Regions from separate parts of the Homo sapiens genome. Here all the other regions are linked to region 6. The links are chromatin contacts, found by Hi-C or POLR2A ChIA-PET in ENCODE. All regions are on one chromosome and are shown on one strand. Each heading gives the region's core, a stretch centred on a gene start or an enhancer-like site at or near the end of the contact. The rest is flanking DNA. Distances are from core to core; before and after follow the strand shown. Region 1 holds the start of BTG1-DT (BTG1 divergent transcript). Region 2 holds the start of LINC02404 (long intergenic non-protein coding RNA 2404). Region 3 holds the start of UBE2N (ubiquitin conjugating enzyme E2 N). Region 4 holds the start of ATP2B1 (ATPase plasma membrane Ca2+ transporting 1). Region 5 has its middle 87 kb from the start of LINC02397. Region 6 holds the start of LINC02453 (long intergenic non-protein coding RNA 2453).

What was found. Hi-C counts contacts between places; a loop is a spot of excess contacts on that map. ChIA-PET counts read pairs that join two places held with the same protein, here RNA polymerase II (POLR2A). Pooled maps may share reads with other maps.
Region 1: a map of OCI-LY7 shows a loop between it and region 6 (10-fold over the local background). The contact joins the promoter of BTG1-DT here to the promoter of LINC02453 in region 6. A Hi-C loop is called at or near these places in 1 of 168 maps with a recorded cell type or tissue (OCI-LY7), 1 of 37 single-sample maps with no recorded cell type and 8 of 50 pooled maps. POLR2A ChIA-PET finds 5 or more read pairs at or near these places in 1 of 52 experiments (naive thymus-derived CD8-positive, alpha-beta T cell).
Region 2: a pooled map shows a loop between it and region 6 (13-fold over the local background). The contact joins the promoter of LINC02404 here to the promoter of LINC02453 in region 6. A Hi-C loop is called at or near these places in 2 of 50 pooled maps. POLR2A ChIA-PET finds 5 or more read pairs at or near these places in 2 of 52 experiments (activated CD8-positive, alpha-beta memory T cell and activated naive CD4-positive, alpha-beta T cell).
Region 3: a map of CD4-positive, alpha-beta memory T cell shows a loop between it and region 6 (10-fold over the local background). The contact joins the promoter of UBE2N here to the promoter of LINC02453 in region 6. A Hi-C loop is called at or near these places in 1 of 168 maps with a recorded cell type or tissue (CD4-positive, alpha-beta memory T cell), 1 of 37 single-sample maps with no recorded cell type and 8 of 50 pooled maps.
Region 4: a loop to region 6 is called in a map with no recorded cell type, with 10 times the contacts of the local background. The contact joins the promoter of ATP2B1 here to the promoter of LINC02453 in region 6. A Hi-C loop is called at or near these places in 2 of 37 single-sample maps with no recorded cell type and 6 of 50 pooled maps.
Region 5: a map with no recorded cell type shows a loop between it and region 6 (10-fold over the local background). The contact joins the enhancer-like site here to the promoter of LINC02453 in region 6. A Hi-C loop is called at or near these places in 1 of 168 maps with a recorded cell type or tissue (sigmoid colon), 1 of 37 single-sample maps with no recorded cell type and 2 of 50 pooled maps.

What each region holds. Positions count from the first base shown.
Region 1 is chr12:92,144,700-92,147,533 of GRCh38, reverse strand. It overlaps BTG1-DT (BTG1 divergent transcript), which reads right to left and starts at 1,449. Exons shown (of 3, transcript NR_135036.1): 1 at 1,291-1,449; 2 at 772-872. It overlaps BTG1 (BTG anti-proliferation factor 1), which reads left to right and starts at 1,688. Exons shown (of 2, transcript NM_001731.3): 1 at 1,688-2,146. The coding sequence starts at 1,999. RefSeq lists enhancers at 1,037-1,336, 2,171-2,707, 2,667-2,716 and a silencer at 1,927-2,246.
Region 2 is chr12:91,873,803-91,876,699 of GRCh38, reverse strand. LINC02404 (long intergenic non-protein coding RNA 2404) reads right to left here and starts at 1,397. Exons shown (of 3, transcript XR_945201.2): 1 at 1,296-1,397.
Region 3 is chr12:93,440,668-93,443,608 of GRCh38, reverse strand. UBE2N (ubiquitin conjugating enzyme E2 N) reads left to right here and starts at 1,662. Exons shown (of 4, transcript NM_003348.4): 1 at 1,662-1,754. The coding sequence starts at 1,725. RefSeq lists silencers at 1,257-1,716, 1,797-2,006, 2,157-2,296, 2,327-2,446 and an enhancer at 1,127-1,764.
Region 4 is chr12:89,707,225-89,710,309 of GRCh38, reverse strand. It overlaps ATP2B1 (ATPase plasma membrane Ca2+ transporting 1), which reads left to right and starts at 1,472. Exons shown (of 21, transcript NM_001366521.1): 1 at 1,472-1,714. ATP2B1-AS1 (ATP2B1 antisense RNA 1) reads right to left here and starts at 1,355. Exons shown (of 1, transcript NR_028138.1): 1 at 1-1,355. RefSeq lists silencers at 234-783, 804-1,823, 1,974-2,203 and enhancers at 2,394-2,493, 2,504-2,593.
Region 5 is chr12:92,552,039-92,554,814 of GRCh38, reverse strand. No RefSeq gene overlaps it. Among named protein-coding and RNA genes, the nearest start is that of LINC02397, 87 kb to the right of the region's middle. RefSeq lists enhancers at 1,175-1,364, 2,494-2,776. Within about 2 kb of position 1,299, at least 19 of the 41 ENCODE cell types and tissues checked have a DNase peak (open chromatin) inside an H3K27ac peak, as active enhancers do; they include sigmoid colon, where a contact is called at or near this core.
Region 6 is chr12:98,502,322-98,505,172 of GRCh38, reverse strand. LINC02453 (long intergenic non-protein coding RNA 2453) reads left to right here and starts at 1,318. Exons shown (of 4, transcript NR_038383.1): 1 at 1,318-1,413; 2 at 2,561-2,590. It overlaps TRD-GTC1-1 (tRNA-Asp (anticodon GTC) 1-1), which reads right to left and starts at 1,670; the gene lies at 1,599-1,670. TRW-CCA4-1 (tRNA-Trp (anticodon CCA) 4-1) reads right to left here and starts at 921; the gene lies at 850-921. RefSeq lists enhancers at 961-1,260, 1,271-1,580.

The DNA.
Region 1 (2,834 bases), core at 200-2,699, 6.4 Mb after region 6:
TCTAGTGTTATGGTAATTTCATGAATTTACTTTTGCTTCTCGATCTTCTTTTTGAGTAGTAAAAGAGGTTTCATGCCTCCAGTGAAATTACTATTTTTAAGCAGAGTTCTATCTGAAAAGTTCTATAAGAAAAAAAAAAACCACTCTTTAATTTTTTCACATGTAACTACTTAGTTATGTGTACTAATGAAAAAATAATCTAGAAGTTATTTTTTCAAATCGAGTTTTACATATTTTTTAAACAATAAAACGTTTTCTCCTGTTTTATAATGTCATTATTTTTGCTTCATTTCTATATCCTTTAGCTCAGTATTAAAAAGAAAAAAAAAACACTCAAAGTGGTGTGTTTTGCAATATTGATGATCAACTAAGGTCGGGATATTTATTTCCATCTGGTAGAGTTCAACTTCTGCCTCCTGTTTGCTTTCTCCATCTGCCTGCCTCCCTTCATCTTTCTTTTTTTCTTTTCCCCCTTCTCCTTAATGGAGTTGGGGTTAACCCTGTCTTAGGCCTAATCGTTTTAGCAGGCTCCCGCCTTCCTGTTACACTGGTTTTTAAGGTTGTTTTTTTTTTTTTTTGGTAGGGTTTCAAATAAACTTGAATGTCTACACTTAATACTTTCACAAGCTTCAAATTCTTTTTATTTTATTTTTATAAAGAGCAGGACTCAGGCTAGGACGGCATTTGGACTAGGTAAAAAAGAAAATCTTCAGTTTTGTGCACACAAGTTTTAAAATACATTGTACAGATTTTTTTTTTTTGGATACACACCACTCTTTACAGGATCCGCGTTATATCTGCTTTCAGTAACTGGCTCTCCTGTCCGCATCCAGTAAGGTTTCCACTCTTCTCTCCGTTGACTGCTGAAGTTACTGAAACAGCAACCACAAATGGCCTTACTAACCTACTTATTTTGCAATTAAACTTTTAAAAGATATCCCCCTACTCCTCCCCTAGGGTGGAACAGAAATGGCTCCGCGGCGTTGGCAGCTCGTCTGCGAGGGGACCCTGGCTCCCCGAGGCTGCAGTCCTTTTTCTTGGACAGAACGCCCCGCAGGACCGTTCCCTCCACTTTCCCCCGCACTAAGGCAGCGCACCGCCAGCACACACAGCGCTGGCGCCCGCATCGCGCCGCACCACACGCGTCTCCGGCTTGAGGAGCCAGTCACCGAGACCCGGAGCGGGAACGAGATGTAAACACGGAGTGGGGACATGCAGCCCGATCTGAGAAGGCGGCGTGAAGAGTAGACACAGCCTGCGCCAGGCGGTTCTTATTTACCCAGCACTTACACTCCAGGGCAAGCGGGCCCAGGCAGCGCACTCTTGGAGAAGGATGCACTGGCGCAGAGCCTGGACCTGCTGAAGCGGGAAGGAGGAGCTAGGGCTGGGGGCGGAGCTTTCACACGCGCACCCTCTGTTCCCTCCCTCCCTCCCTCGACACAAGCAACTGGGTCTCCAGCCGCCACTCCGGGTTTATTTGTTTACAAGCGGATTACGTCAGCTCCTCCCTCTCTTCCCTATCTCTGGACCCGCCTCCTGAACTCTTTTCCCGCCCCTTTCGGCTCCGAACCGGCTTGCGTCACAATGGTGCGATATTCGGATTGGCTGGAGTCGGCCATCACGCTCCAGCTACGCCACTTCCTTTTCGTGGCACTATAAAGGGTGCTGCACGGCGCTTGCATCTCTTCGCCTCTCGGAGCTGGAAATGCAGCTATTGAGATCTTCGAATGCTGCGGAGCTGGAGGCGGAGGCAGCTGGGGAGGTCCGAGCGATGTGACCAGGCCGCCATCGCTCGTCTCTTCCTCTCTCCTGCCGCCTCCTGTCTCGAAAATAACTTTTTTAGTCTAAAGAAAGAAAGACAAAAGTAGTCGTCCGCCCCTCACGCCCTCTCTTCCTCTCAGCCTTCCGCCCGGTGAGGAAGCCCGGGGTGGCTGCTCCGCCGTCGGGGCCGCGCCGCCGAGCCCCAGCCGCCCCGGGCCGCCCCCGCACGCCGCCCCCATGCATCCCTTCTACACCCGGGCCGCCACCATGATAGGCGAGATCGCCGCCGCCGTGTCCTTCATCTCCAAGTTTCTCCGCACCAAGGGGCTCACGAGCGAGCGACAGCTGCAGACCTTCAGCCAGAGCCTGCAGGAGCTGCTGGCAGGTGAGCAGGGCGAGGGCGTCGGAGGGACGCGGGCCCCACATCCCTGGGTCAGAGTCCGGCCGTCGGGGCTGCGGGAACCTCGGCAGCGCCCCGGGGCCGGTCGCGCTTGGGCCCCGCCGCGGGACCGGTGTGGTTGCGCTGGGTGGCCGCTAACAGCGGTTCCCCGCGAGGCTTTAGGGGCTGGACGGAGGGCGCCCCCTTCCCCCCAGCTGGCAAAACGGAGAGGAGAAGACAACACGCACAACAAAGAAACTTAAGCCCACCGAGGCGGGAGCTGCGGTCCGAGGACCGTCGGCGGATTTGGGGACAAAGGAGCCGTGGGGCTGGGGTGGGTTCGACGTCCCCTTTCCTCAGCCCCCTCCAACCGTTGCGTGGTCGGCGGCCCAGCCCCGGGGTGGGAAGCTGCGCCGCTGCCCCGGAGCCAGCTCAGAACGGACGTGCCGTCTCCCCGCGCCTCCTGCCCCTGCCCATTAATCATCGGATTTGTCACCGGCACAATTAACAGCCCTGCCCAGAGCGTGGTTTAGGGTTGCTTGTTTTTCTTCCCTTCGGGGTTAACAGTCCGGTGGCGCTTCTCATCTCCAAAGCCATCAACTCCATTGTGTGCATCTGGGGTGGGGTGGAGAAAGTAAACAGTTTCTCGCCTGGCCATAGGTGCCAGTGGCTTCCCGACTGGCCGAGGCTGCGC
Region 2 (2,897 bases), core at 148-2,647, 6.6 Mb after region 6:
TATTGTCCATTACAGCTTTCAGAGGCTCTGAAAAATAAATATTTGTTAACTTAAATAAATTCCAGAAGCATTCTAATGAAAAACAGTATGTGTATTAACCCAGTAGCTATTTACTGAGTGGCTACTATGTTGTAAGCATAATTATATCCTAGTTCAAAGTGACTTGAGCATGAATATTATGAGTTTCTGCTTTCAACTCATTTATATGCTATTAAGAGAAATAGAGAGAGGAAGGAAGGGAGAGAAAGAACAGGGTATGGTGGAAATCTAGAGCAGGGAGGAATAAACTTTGCCTGGGGCAATTGGTCAAGTCTTCCAGGAGAGGAAGAGTTGATCTGGGTTCTGAAGGATGGGTAATACTCAACAGGCAGTTAATGGGAGTGTAAATTACTTCAACCATTGAAAAAATTAGCATGGTGATTCCTCAAAGAGCTAAAAACAGAACTACCATTTGACCCAGTAATCCCATTACTGGCTATATATCCAGAGGAATATAAATCATTCTGCCTTGAAGACCCATGCACGTGAATGTTCATTGCAGCACTATTGACAATAGCAAAGGCATGGGATCAGCCTAAATGCCCATCAGTGACAGATTGGATAAAGAAAATGTGATACATATACACCATTGAATACTATGCAGCCATAAAAACGAATGAGATCATGTCTTTTGCAGGAACATGAATGGAGCTGGAGGCCATTATCCTTAGCAAACTAATGCAGGAACAGAAAATCAAATACCATATGTTTCACTTATAAGTAGGAGCTAAATGATGAGAACTCATGGACGTACAAAGAAGGAAACAACAGACACTGAGGCCTACTTGCGGGTTGAGGGTGAGAGGTGGGAGAAGAGCAGAGAAAATAACTATTGCATACTAGGCTTAGTATCTGGGTGAGAAAATAATCTGCAAAACAAACTCCTGTGACACAAGTTTACCTATATAACAAACCTGCACATGTACTCCTGAACCTAAAATAAAAGTTAAAAAATAATCAAATGGCAGAAAAGATAATAAGGACATTACAGGCAAAGTGAGTAGTTCTTGCAGAACAAAATTTATGGAAGGAATGTTTTAATTAGGAAACTAAGAAAAGTTCAGAGTGACTGGAACATTGAGAGAAATAGGGAGAGAAGGGGCATATTCATTTTTGACTGCTGCATAATGAGTGATCACAAACTTGGTAGCTCAAAACAACACTGTATTAGTTAGGGTTTTCTAGAGGGACAGAACTAACGAGAGAGAGAGAGAGAGATAGATAGATAAAGGGGAGTTTATTAAGTATTAACTCACACTATCACAAGGTCCTACAATAGGCATCTGTAAGCTGAGGAGCAAGGAGAGCCAGTCCAAGTCCCAAAACAAGAACCTGGAGTCCAGTGTTTGAGGGCAGGAAGCATCCAGCATGGGAGAAAGATGTAGGCTGGGAGGCTAGGCCAGTCTTTTCACGTTTTTCTGCCTGCTTTATATTCCAGCTGGGCTGGTGGCTGATTAGATGGTGTCCACTCAGATTAAGGGCGGGTCTGCCTTTCTCAGCCCACTGACTCAAATGTTAATCTCCTTTGGCAACACCCTGATAGACACACCCAGGATCAATACTTTGCATCCTTCAGTCCAATCTAGTTGACACTCAGTATTAATCATCACAAACACGTAGGTATTATCTGAAGACTTTTATGGGTCTGGGTATGGGTTAACTGGGTCCTCTGTTCATAGTCTCATTGGGCTGAAATCATGGAGTTGGCTGGGGTTATAATCTCGTTTGAGGCTCAGGGACCTCTTTCAAGCTCACATGGTGATTGGCAGAATTCAGTTATCTGAAGCTGTGCAATTGGGAAAATTATTTCTAACTAGCTGTTAACTGGAGACCCCTCTAAGTCCTAGAAGTCACCCACACAGCCCCTCCATAGGCCCTGTCAGAACATGCCAGTTTGCTTCATTCTGAGGCCAACAGAAGAGCTTCCCTATCCCATTTCCGCTTCCCTTAAAGCACTCATCTGATTAGGTCATGCCCACCCAGGATCATCCCCCCTTTTGATGAACTCAAAGTCACATGATTAGTAGTCAGTGATATCCCACCATATTCACTTACTCTGCCCACATTCAAGGGGAGGACATTATAACAGGTTGGGGACTCCAGGAGTCAGAATCTTAGAGCTCTTTCTATCACAATCGAAGTAGGAAAAAGCTGAAGGAATCCAAAATTTGAACTTTCTGTAGGCCCTGTCACTATCCATCTAGTTTTGAGTCCCTTCATTGATATACACTTTTATCTATAAAACCTTCATAGAGATGGTCTCAGTCTAAATAAATAATATAACTAACAGAATTCTGCACACTGCTTTGCACATATATCTATGGTATGAAGTTTCTTCATACCAAAGCCACTCTGAGGAATTCACACTATTCTTCAGGGTGAAGAATGGAAAGTTTGTTAACATTGTTAAGAAGGGAGGGAACATGATCAGATTTGCTTTTTGCACTGGGCCAGGATGATGAGCAATCTGGCCTCAAACTCACTACTAATTTGTATTTTAATTACCCTAATACAACACATGACTAAGAATTTGATAATACTTAGTTTTTATGATGGAAAATTTTGAACATATCAAAATAAACAGAATGATATATTTCCCCATGTCCTGACCTTGGTTTTGGTAGTTATCAACTATCAATGTCATGTTTGTTTCACCTTTCCTCTTTTCCCATTTTCTCCTATTTTATTAATATTTGTTTCTTTAGTTGTTTTTGAGGCAAGATTTATATATATTCAATTACTGTACAATTTTGACCAATGCATACACTCATGTAACCCACACACCTATCAAGATAAAAAGTATTTTTTATTACTTTTATTACTCAGAAAGTTTTCCCATATCTCTTCCAAGTCAACCC
Region 3 (2,941 bases), core at 413-2,912, 5.1 Mb after region 6:
AAAATATTCTGAAAAGTATCTTTGTCCAGTTTCATTTACTTTTGCAGATTCTTCTAGTCACAGAACCACCTATTGCAGACTTCTGGTTATTTGAAATTCTCATTATTACCTCTGAACCTTGGCTTCTCATCTAAAACGTTCTGTTAATAATAGAGACTACTTCATCTGTTTCATAATTGAATGATGTATTAAATTTATTAACCATTTAGCATCGTGCCAGCACAAAATATTTCTTATTGTTCTTAGTAGGTTTCTTGTATTCAGAGTTCCAGTTTCTTTAGTGCACTATTTTTTCTCTCTCATAGCTCAATGCCATTTCACAGGCCATTTCCTATGCTTGGCATACTCTTCCCTACAAGGTCAGGTAGGTTCTTACTCATCATTGAGGACTTCACTTATTTAAGAAGGCTTCCCTGAGTTCTCAAGCAGTTAATGCCTCTCTGCTAAAATAGCACCTTGGAGGAACCTGTATTACAGACAGCCCTTAACACATTGGATTGTAACTAATTGTTTACTGGTCTCTCTTCTCCATTGGAATCTAAGTTCCTGGAAGGCACGGTCAGTCTTGTCTTCATTTATTCACCATCTACTGTCTGTTAGTGTGCTAGGAAACACTGTGGTTAAGTAGTTAAGGGCCAGGTCTTGGCGGATCTGCCTGGGGACAAAACAGCTCCTTGGAAAAGGTTAACTATCTAAGCCTCATTTGTAAAATGGAAACAACACCTCCTCACGATTGCTGTGAAGATGAAGTAAAGTGCTTGCAAACAGTCCATCACACAGCAAACCATCCGTCATCAGGATAAAACGCTTCCCCAACAATTCAATTTTCGGGCACCCCCACTCTAATTCTCTCATAGGACCTCGCACTCTATAGGTAATCTCTGCTTTACGGATTACTCTGGGTTCTTTAAACCTCTCCTTGGTCATTCGTCCTGTTAACAATTCTGAGTCTCAACCTTTAGGTCTAGGCGTTCAGAACCATTCTTCCCGCCTCCAACTCGCTCCAAACCCTTTTCCTTCAGCCTACCCTGGGCCTAGGGGCGTGTCAGAGGTCCGATTTATACAATTTAAACATCAAAACTCCCCCAACAGCGTGTGAGTAACTGGAGAGACCCCCAGTCAGAGCTTTGCCACCGAGTTTCGGTCTTGCCCTCCCTTTGAGGAAGGAGCAAGACGATGAGCCCCACCTCAGTCGTTCACTGCAGAGCCAGCAGGGAACGCGCGCAATGCAGGCTGAGCTGAAAGAACGAACGCGTGAGCTGAAAGAACGAACGCGTGAATGAATGAATGGGATACGTCGTAGGCCAGGCCTCTGTTACGTCGTCCACCGGCGCGGGCGTGGCCACGGTTAAGAGAGACGCGCGCGCAGTCGCGCGCGGGTCGTGCCGTACCACCGTCGCGGGCAGGCTCGGCCACGAGCGCCAGAGCCCCGCGCCTCCCCTCGCGGCCTGTCCCAAGTCCCTGCCCCGCAACAGAGCGTCACTTCCGCCATCCCCGGCAGCGGTTGGGGCGGGGCGCACGGGGGAGGGGGCCAGGTCGGAGGGAAGCCCGCCCGTGCCCGAGCCCGCGCCCGAGCAGGGACTACATTTCCCGAGGGGCCTCGGCGGCGGCTGCGGCGACGGGCGCGGCAACGTCCCCCGGAAGTGGAGCCCGGGACTTCCACTCGTGCGTGAGGCGAGAGGAGCCGGAGACGAGACCAGAGGCCGAACTCGGGTTCTGACAAGATGGCCGGGCTGCCCCGCAGGATCATCAAGGTAACCGCCCAGGCCGGCCTCCAGCTCTTCGCTCTGCTCTCGTCGGCTCAGCTGGGCAGGCAGCGCGGCCTCTCGCCTCCTTCGGCCCGCGGCCCGCTCTGGGAGGCCCGAGGCGGCGCGGAGAGGGGTTGGCCGCGGCGGCGAGGGAAGTCGGGTGCTGAGGAGGGGGCGCCGGGGAGACTTCCGGCCGCGGCGGGGCAGCCGGACAGCGGGGACCCGGGGCTTCCAGGCGGCTGCCCGGCGGGCCAGGGAGTGCTGTCCCACGCCCCGGCGGAGGGTGGGGCGGCAAGGCTGGGGGTCTCTGGGCTTGGGCGCGGGCCTCCATAGCTTCTGAGACCACCCCCCCGCCGGAGGCCGCGGGCGCGCGGGAATCGCGGCGGGGCTCGGGCGCCTGGTGGGGATTGTGGCCCGACAAGGTCCCTCGGCAGCCAAGCCCCTCTTCTCCGCCCCGACGGGGCCGCGGAGGTGCGGCAACCGCGGGTGCAGAATGAATGAACCGGGAGGGTCAGGCCGGGCGGGGCCCTGCGCCCCGGGAAGTGGCTCTGGGAGGCCCGCGCGTCCTGCCGCGGTCAGCACATGCTCGCCCCTGGTTGCCGCGGCTGCCTGGGTCCCGGGACGTGGGGGCCCCGCGCCCCGCTGCCCTTGCTTCCGCGATCTCTCTCTTCTGAATACGTTTCCGCTCGTTTATCTCTGCGAAGTGATTTTACTCTGGTTGGCAAACTCTTTCAGAGCTGTTCCGAGGAAATAGTTTTAACACAAGGCTGGGGGAGGGCCGCAGTTATGGGGGATTCTCTTTCTCTCTCCTCTTCTCTCCTCTCCTCTCTTTTTCGTAGATATGAGGCCTCGCTATAGTGCCCAGGCGGCTTCCAAAACTCCTGGCTTCAGAGATCTTCCTACCTTGGCCTCTGTGGGGGATCTCGTGAAATCTTTTGCCCCTCAATTTTGTGCGTTTTAATTATTAATTGGCTGTTTATGAATACTGTGTTTTGACAAGTATGTATGGAACCATGACATTTTCGATTCTTTGATTTTGTAAAGTCTTAAGGAAATATCGACAAGTCTTCAGACGTGAGATATTCCTTGTCATCACAACAACTAAACCTTAAATTTTTGTGTCGGTTTTTATGAAGGAAATTAGTTGCACATTTATGTGACTAAATGCGCCAGTTAAAGTGACTCAATTGCAG
Region 4 (3,085 bases), core at 223-2,722, 8.8 Mb after region 6:
CAAACCCAAAATGAAAACACCCGGATTTTAAGCGCGGATCCTGCGAGGCCGGTTTGCACTGGCCGAACGCCTGCGTTAACCCTTTGGGCGCCGCAGCTGGGATCCCCGGTGTTTGCGGACCCGACCGGCAGGAACAGAGATGGAGTGTCCCGCGCCCGCATGGGGAGTGAGCTCTCTTCCCCAAAGAGGGAGCGAGCCGAGAAGCACTTTTTCCTCCGGTGCGTGCGTCACGGCCCGGGACAGGCGTCGAGTCCGGTTTGGAGTGGGGGCAGAGACGCGGCGAGGAGCCGCTCAAATGTCCGCTGACTGGGGGTTCGCCTTAATCTGTCCTCGCCAGGAGCGCTCGCCCTCGCCCTCCCGCTGGCTCGCTCCTGGGCCCTGGAGGGGCATGGGCCCGGGGGCGGTTCGGGAGGGGCCCCAGGTGAAGGGCGCCCGCACTTCTCCTGCGGCAATCATCGCTCTCCTGCCTCCACACGTCGCGGCAGCGGCCCGGCCCCGCGCCGAAACAGCAGCTGTGACTGACGGAGTCACCTCCCCGCGCGCCTGGCCACCCCCTCCTCCCCCGCCGCTCCCTCCTGCACCAACACGTCATGGAAACACGGACGTCAGAGCCTCTCAGCCAATCGCAGGCTGCGGCAGGAGGGAAGGGGCGCGCTGGAGGGGGCGGGGGCAGCGGCAAGCCAAGGCGCTCAGGGGAAGGAAGAAAGGGAGGGGCGTGCGGAGGCGCAAGTCCCCACCTCCGCCCCTCACTCCGGCCACCCTTTCCCGACCGCGCGGCAAGTTCTAATCGCCAGGCGCGCGCTCGCCAGCCGAGGGCGCGCTCGCCGGGTCCTCCCCTTAAACGCCCTCCCAGTGCCGCTCAGCTCCCAGTCCCGGTCCGAGCCGCGGTTCCTCCGCGCGCGCGCGCGCGCACTCGCCCGCCCCCAGGCTCCCCGCGGATCGCGTCACGTGACCGCGCTCAGCCAAGGCGGCAGCGGCGGCGGCGCGAGCTTCGGCGGCGGTGGCGGCTGTGGCAGCGGGAGCAGCTGCGCCGCCAGCGTGGAGCGGGAGGCGTGTGGGTGTGGAGAAAAGGGAGCGCCAGACCGGAACGGGTGAGCGTTCTCCTCCCCCTGCCTACCCCGGCAATCTTGCAGGCCACCCGGTGCAGACGGGGTCCCTGCCCGGAGCTGCGCGCAGCCCCCTCGTGCTCGGCCGTCCGCTCTCCGGTGCCCGCGGGCCCCGCCCCGAGTGGGGCGGGCTGCGGCGCTCACGGAGGTGGCTGCACCCCGCCCGCGGCTGCTGTTGCGGACGGCGGCGTGAGGCCGGCTGAGCTGCCCGTGCCGAGCGAGCGCGGCGCGCCCTGTGTGCCGCTCTGCGGAGCCGAGGAGGCGGGTCCTGCGGGGACGCGGGCGGCCACTCGGTGGCTGCCGGGCTCTGGGCGGGGACGGCCGGGCGCCGCCTCCTCCTCCTTCGCTGCCGCCGCCGCCTCCTCGCAGTGCAGCGTGAGTAGGGAGCCCCGGCTGGTGGACGCCGAGCCTCTCGGCTCCTTGGCCGCCCCATCCCCGAGGTGCAGCTGCACCTCCGCGTGGCGCCCCGAGCCCTGCGAGCCGGCTGCGGACGCGCTGAGGACGGAGCCCCCATCCTCTGCGTTTCCCGCTGCCCCTTAACGCCCCGCGACCCTCCCGCAGCCTGCCTTTCCTTCCCCCTCGGAAAATGGTTCCCACTGCCGGGCGAGGTGAGTGGCGGCCGCCGCCCGCCCGCGGCCGGGGGCGGCGGGGCAGGTCACCTGCGGGGGAGGCCAGGCGGAGCACGGAGGTCGGGCGTCGCGGCGGGGATCCTGATAGCTGGGTGCGCAGCGGGTTGCGCCGGATTCGGGAGAAGCTGACGGGGGCGGTCGGGGCCCCTCGCAGGTTGCCTCTTGCCGGGAGATTGTGAAGGTGAGCGGGCTTCTCGCCGTGCACCTCAGCGCCGGGTCAGTCTGGGAGTCGCTGCTCCGGGCCCGAGGGATGGGGCTTGTTGGGGCTTCTGGTCTACACCCGCAGGTCTTCGGCTTCACGAAGCCGCCTCGGCCGCGCCACAGCCCATCCCGCCACCGGTCGCCCCCGCCACGGCGCGTGGTGACCTTGAGGGCACCGTGCCCGGCACTCCCTCTCCCCGCGCCCCGGGAGGGTCACCCCTCTAATCCTTGGCCTCGGCCCCCCAGACGCACTGCGGGAGGGGAGCGGGGGCCCCTGGTCGGCCCCTGGCCCTGGTGGTTGATTGTTGGCGTGTCAGGACGGTGATTCCTCGGGAGTTGGAGAGCCGCCTGGTCTTTCTCCTCACGCCTTCCGTCTGGCCCCCCAGGATGTTCACAGTTGTTTCCGATTCGTGTTTATTCACTTAGTTTAAGAGAAAAAAGCCTGCGCCCCCACCTCCCTTTTTGAGGAAGGAGTCTGTAGGAGGACCGCGTTCCAGTGGCAGGGGTGTGGGGTGGGGGCTGTGCTCTCTTTATCCCATCCTGCGGGAGAATCCTGTGGCTAAGCTGGTTAGCGACCCCTGGTTCTGCGCCGCGGTCACCAGCCAGGTTGGTCTCTGTGCGCATTTCATTCACCAGTTTTCTGCGGGACTCGCAGCGCTGGGAGTGCTCGCACCCTGTGCGCTGCTTGGCTCGGAGGGGAGGGCAGGGCGTCCGGGTGGGTTAAAGGGGTCTGCAGGTACTTGGAGGGCTCGACCCTCCTCGACAGGCTGATATTTACCTTTTCTTTGGGTTAGAGCGCTGCAGACAGCCACCTTTCGCTTCTGTGCCCGCTACTTTTCTTGGTTTATTAATAATCTAATGGCTTCTGTTGGTATCGATTGCTGTTCGTGATAAATTAGCTACATAGATTTTTTTCATACGTGTGTAGGTATATGCATATATCTGAACTTGTCTGCCTGTCAACATGGAAGCCTTTGTTGTGTTTAACCTCCCCCACCTGAGGACAGTCTTATTTTAAAATAAGGCTTTTGTTCAGCGTGGGTGTATTTTATAATAAGAAGTACTTGTAAGGGCCTGGTTTGTATGAGGCTCTCATCTGGCAGAGGGTGTGTAACCCTTTGGATGGTGGCCCACGTGAGTGAATGGAGG
Region 5 (2,776 bases), core at 50-2,549, 6.0 Mb after region 6:
GCCTATACAGCTCTTATATCAAGAGAAAAATTTCTCCCAAATTTTCTCATCATTCTGAATGAACTAAGGTCCTCAAAAAGTGCACACTCAGTTCTCTTGTTGGAGACAAGATTTATAAACAGTTTATGCACCACACATTTAGTTTTGCCACAGTGGCAGCAGCAGGATAAATAAAACTAGGCCTTTTTGTTCAGTGATTTAAAATGTAAGAAAATGAATGTGCACTTGCATTGTTATAGGGGAGGAAGGAGAACGTCATTCCTGAAGAGTGCTGAGCAAAGTTTCATTTCCTAAGCTCAAATCCCTTTGCTCCTCTTTTGGAAAGCCCATAACTCCCCTTGGGAGATATAATTTTTCTTGTGGAGTAAGGAAAAAGAACTAAGACTTACTCTCATTAGAGAAGCTGGAAGTCTTGGTTCCTGGTTTTCATTATTTTGGGTTTCTGTTTGAAGATGTGTAATCTTGGAAAACATTTAATGGTGACCTTGGGACTTTCTGCTTGAAGTTTTCAAATGATCCAGATGACCATGTGAGACAGAAATCCTCTCTTTAAGGAGCATTTTAGGAAGACAATAGGACTTAATGTCAGAGCCTGGGAGTTGAGTCTTGTCACCATTATACTTATTGTGTGGGTTTTAGCAAGTCACAGAAGTCATCCTACAGGACGGTGAAGAGCCGATGAATCTGGTGTTTGGTGATTGCCAGGCACTTTGACAATAGTGATTATTGATCATTGTTCTGATTATCATCGTTTTTACTCTCCTGGTAGATTTATTCTTTGGGGGAACTTGTTTTCCCCAACAGACTTACTTATTTGAGGTTTTTGTACCATTCTTATTTTGGAGGAGAATGTTCTAGTTACTGAATTCAATATAACAAACATTTAAATTTTAAAATAAAGAAGATTACGTATTAGAAGGGGTTAACAAGATAGGTTGGTATTAACTTAATCTCACATAAATTGAGGAAAGAAGCAGGAAGAAAGTGCATGCCATGAGTTAACAAAGACTATGTAGCATGAATTCTGTCAGGGAGAACCATGGAAAAGACTCCGTGGGGAAGTGGTGGCAGAGAAAAGAGCTCTGTTACCTGCACAGGGGTGAGACAGGCTGGAAAGGCCCTGGCCAGGAAGTAGACCGACCTCCTGTGAAGGGGCAGGCACAGGACACGTAGGGGTCAGGCAGGAAGTCCAGACCAGCACGTACAATATGCCTCTGGTAAGTGTGGCAGTGGCCAGCATGGGATTTTCCAGCATAGCTGTCAGCATCAGAGACCGAGAGCAGAAGGAAGGGCAAGTTTCCACAAGCCCAGTGACAGGAGCACGGGAGTGAGTGATAATAACAGCTTCTGGCAGCCAGGCAGTAGCTAATCAGGACCAGAAAATCTGGCATGAGTAGCAGGGTCTCAGAAAGCTCCCCCACCACTATCTTCTACCCCTACACACACACACACACACACACACACACACACACACACACACGTCTCCACTCTCTCTTCTGTTATAACTATTTATTGAGCAAAGGCTCTAAAATCAGAATGCCTGTTTGAGTTCTGGTTCCACCATGGAATGGCTGTGTGTCCTTGGAAGAGTTCCTCAAACCCTCTGTAGCATGGGTCTGCTGACTATGTAGGGCTCTCCAGCATCGCCGTGTTGTGAACGGGAGGGGTAATCATGTGTAGGAGTTGTGTGCCAGAGTCTGGCCCATAATACATGCTCAACAAATAGGTTGAACAGGAATGAAACTAAGAGATCAGTCTTAGAGCCAAATCTGGGCTCACACATGAGAATCAAGATGGCTCTCACAACAGAGATGTAACGTGGAGCAATGGCAAGCCTTGGCTAGTCGTGGATCTCAGAGGGTGGAGTTGGTTACCTTGACATCTCTTTTGTCTGAATTGGGGTTCATTCTATAGATTGGCATAGGGTTGGGCTTCAGATGAGGGTCAAGGAGAGGGATGCAGCATCTAGAGGCCTGGCAGGTACACAGTCCCATAGCGGGTAGGAGTGCAACAGAACAGCATTCTGGGGTGGTGGCAGGGGCTGCAACAGGGTAAAAAACACATAGGCAGGCTGGAAAGTCAGATGATAAAGGCTGAGGAGTGAGTGGGTCACTAGAAGGTAAAAACAGCCATCCAATCATCTCCAAGAAGTCCTGAGGTCAAATTCCAGAGAGTTGGAGGTTGGCCAAAAAGATAAGCAGGATTGAGTGAGGACTCTTGGGAAGCAGGCAGACTTGAGTAGGCTGTTGGTTTAGAAATAGATGGTGGTAGTGAGGGAGAAATTAAATAAACAAGCATGATTTGTGGTACAAGTTACAGAAGAGAAAGGAAGACAGGGATCAAGTGCTGGTGTGGAGTTATTTATGGAATGAAGGAATAATGATTCTTTGATCACATTAGTAGTTAATGTTTGAGTATAGATAGGTGGAGGAAGGTTGCAGGAGGGAGGAAGTGTTCCTCTCCCAAAAAGGGAGGGTGAAGATCTAGAGAAATAAAGAGGTAGAAAAGGGAGAAATGAGGAAGGCTTTCTCTGATGGCCTCATTCTCAGTGAAGAATGACACAAAGTCATTCTGGAGGGGGCAGGGGAGGTGCAAGGTGGAGGCCTGAGGAAAAGGTGTCAGATAGTGACTGTGGGGAATTTTTGAGGGAGCTAACTGGAGATGAATCATTCCATGGTCATGATTTCTGCATATCTGGAATGCACCTACTCCAGGCTCAGGCTCAAATGGAAACTGAAAATTGCCCCAACTAATGGCCTGACATAGCAAAACCAAG
Region 6 (2,851 bases), core at 69-2,568:
GGCTCACTGCAACCTCCGCCTCCCGGGTTCAATCAATTCTTCTGCCTCAGCCTCCGGAGTAGCTGGGATTACAGGTGCACCCCACCATGCCCAGCTAATTTTTGTATTTTCAGTAGAAATGGGGTTTCACCATGTTGGTCAGGCTGGTCTTGAACTCCTGACCTCGTGATCCACCCACTTTGGCCTTCCAAAGTGCTAGGATTACAGGTGTAAGCCACTGAGCCTGGCAGTCACACATTCTTTCAACTGTTTGTTTCCACCTTTATTATAAAGTATTTATAAAGAGGGATCCAGAGTCCCTCACCTGGTTCAGAATCTTGGGTGACCCTTGGCAGGTCACTAACCCTGTGAGCCACAGCCACATTTGTAAAAGTGGGATAATAGTCACACATTGTGAGGTTGTTCACAGTGTTGGCACATGGTAAGGGCTAAGACACTTGATTAGCATAATATTCAAAATTAGAAATTGTACACTATTGTACTCTCTTTCAAAAGGCAAACAGCCTAAAACTGTTTGGAAAAAACAGCTTGTACAGTATATTGTACACTTCCTGTGATAGACTAGTGGACTGATACACCCACTAATGCACAGCAGTAATAGTCCACCTCTTTACACATTATGCATGTTAAGTGACAAAAAAACTCACTTTAAAAGGCCAAATGATAAAAACATCAGCCTTGAGGCTCTTCGATATAGAGTAAATCATATCTTCCTGCAAACCAAGGATTAGTATCATAATACCTGAAAGAGGAAAACTTAATTCTAACATTCAAGAAAATTGGCGGCAGGAATACACCTCGGCTTCTAGTAGTCGGTAGTTTAAAATACAGGAGGAAAAAAAAAAAGTTTGACCCCGACGTGATTCGAACACGCAGCCTTCTGATCTGGAGTCAGACGCGCTACCGTTGCGCCACGAGGTCCTGCTGGGCTGTGGCTCGCGCAGTTTCTTAGGACACCAGTAAATGGCGTTTCTTCCAGGGGTACCAGTCTTTCTCTTCCATTTACTCTCTGCCCCTCCACCCAGTATCTGTCGGACCAGGAGACCGATTCCTTCAGCGTCCAAACTTTCCTGACTGCTAGTCCTCTAACCAAGGCTGGGACGTAACCAGCGGAAGCGGGAGAACGGGGCTTCCCGTTTAGTCGGGTCTCCAGGATCAAAGGAAATTGGCCCTTCCTTTTCTTTACCAAATGATTTCCGTTCTTACCCGCCCTGCCCCCGCCCCGTTAGTCGCGAGACTCCGCCCTCTCTCCCCTCCCCCAACAGGTTCCGCGCGCTGAGTTCGCGACCTCGAGTTGTAATCTGGCGGGGCGCCACTAAGCCGGCGCAGGCCTTCGCAAGATGGCGGCTGGAGGCAAGGGCAGAGGCCTTCAGAGCGTTTTCTTTTTCCCTTTCCTCCCTTCCTGCAAACAATGTAAGGCATTTTCTCTCAGGGGAGGCTTTCACTTCATGGTGGGCATTAAGGTTAAAAGTCACCATTTTGAAGACAGGGTTGTGCACTTAAGGGAGCTGGTTTAGCATATTATGTTTAACAGCAGTGTCCTGTCATTGAATGATACAGAAAATAATAACTGTCGCCAAAAAAGTGCAGCTACACACCTCCCCGTCGGGGAATTGAACCCCGGTCTCCCGCGTGACAGGCGGGGATACTAACCACTATACTAACGAGGAGTCGTTAGGCTGTGTATTTTCTCAGACAGCCCTTCAAGGAGCAGTAAGATCCTTCCAGCGCTCCGTAACCTTCCGCCTGCCCCCGGGAAGTACGAAAGTCCGGTCTCTTGGAGCCGCTGCTTAGGCTTATTGTCCTCTCTGGGCGCTTTGTATTCTTGATGTTGGTGGGAAGAATAAAAGGTGTGGAATATGTGAAGGAAACGCGCTTCCCATGTTAGTGCTAGAGAAGTGTGTGAAAATAGTTTTTCCGAGGCTCTTGACGCGTTCTAAATGATTTAGGTTGCCGTCCTGAGTTTTTTTTTTTTAACTGACCACTGGTATGTGACTTGCGGCTGAGCCTTCCCCTTACAAATTTATACTTTCACTCTGAAGTTCAAGTTCAAGGATAGCATATGGCTGCCAGATGTCGGGGACAGTTAGGGTTGCCACGGTCTCGTGCCTCTTCAAACAATTCATAAGTCTTTTTTTTTTGAGAGGAAGTCTCGCTCTGTCCCCTAGGCTGGAGTGCAGTGTTGCGATCTGGGCTCACTACAACCTCCACCTCCAAGGCTCAAGTGATTCTCCCGCCTCAGCCTCTCGAGTGGCTGGGATTACAGGCGCGCACCACCATGCCTGGCTAATTTTTGTATTTTACTAGAGACGCGGGGTGTGTGTGTGTGTGTGGGGGGGGGGAGGGTTCACCATGTTGGCCAGACTGGTCTCGAACTCGTGACCTTTAGTGATCCACCTGCCTCGGCCTCCCAAAGTGCTGGGATTTACAGGCGTGAGCCACCGCGCCCGGCCAATTCACACACTTTTGTAACACAAAAGCGCCCAATGAAATGACCAGCTGCGGGCAAATGAAATTTTATCAAAATTTTATCAGCCGACTTCTGTTTCGCTCTCTGTAGGTGGCTACAGTTTAACTGGAAGTGACAAACGTAAGTATGTGAATGGCTAAATAATAATGCGTTTAAATAATTCAAAACCAGGATGTGCCACTGATTAAACATATGGGTTAGGAAAGTGCACTAATCGGATAATTTGATAATTTGTGTCATCCTAAACCCGTTCATAGACAGGATGAACCCTCTTCCCAGGGATACTAAGAGAGCCTTATATGTAAACTTTTTTTTTTGAGACGGAGTTTCACTCTTGTTGCCCAGGCTGGAGTGCAGTGGTGCGATCTTGGCTCACTACCA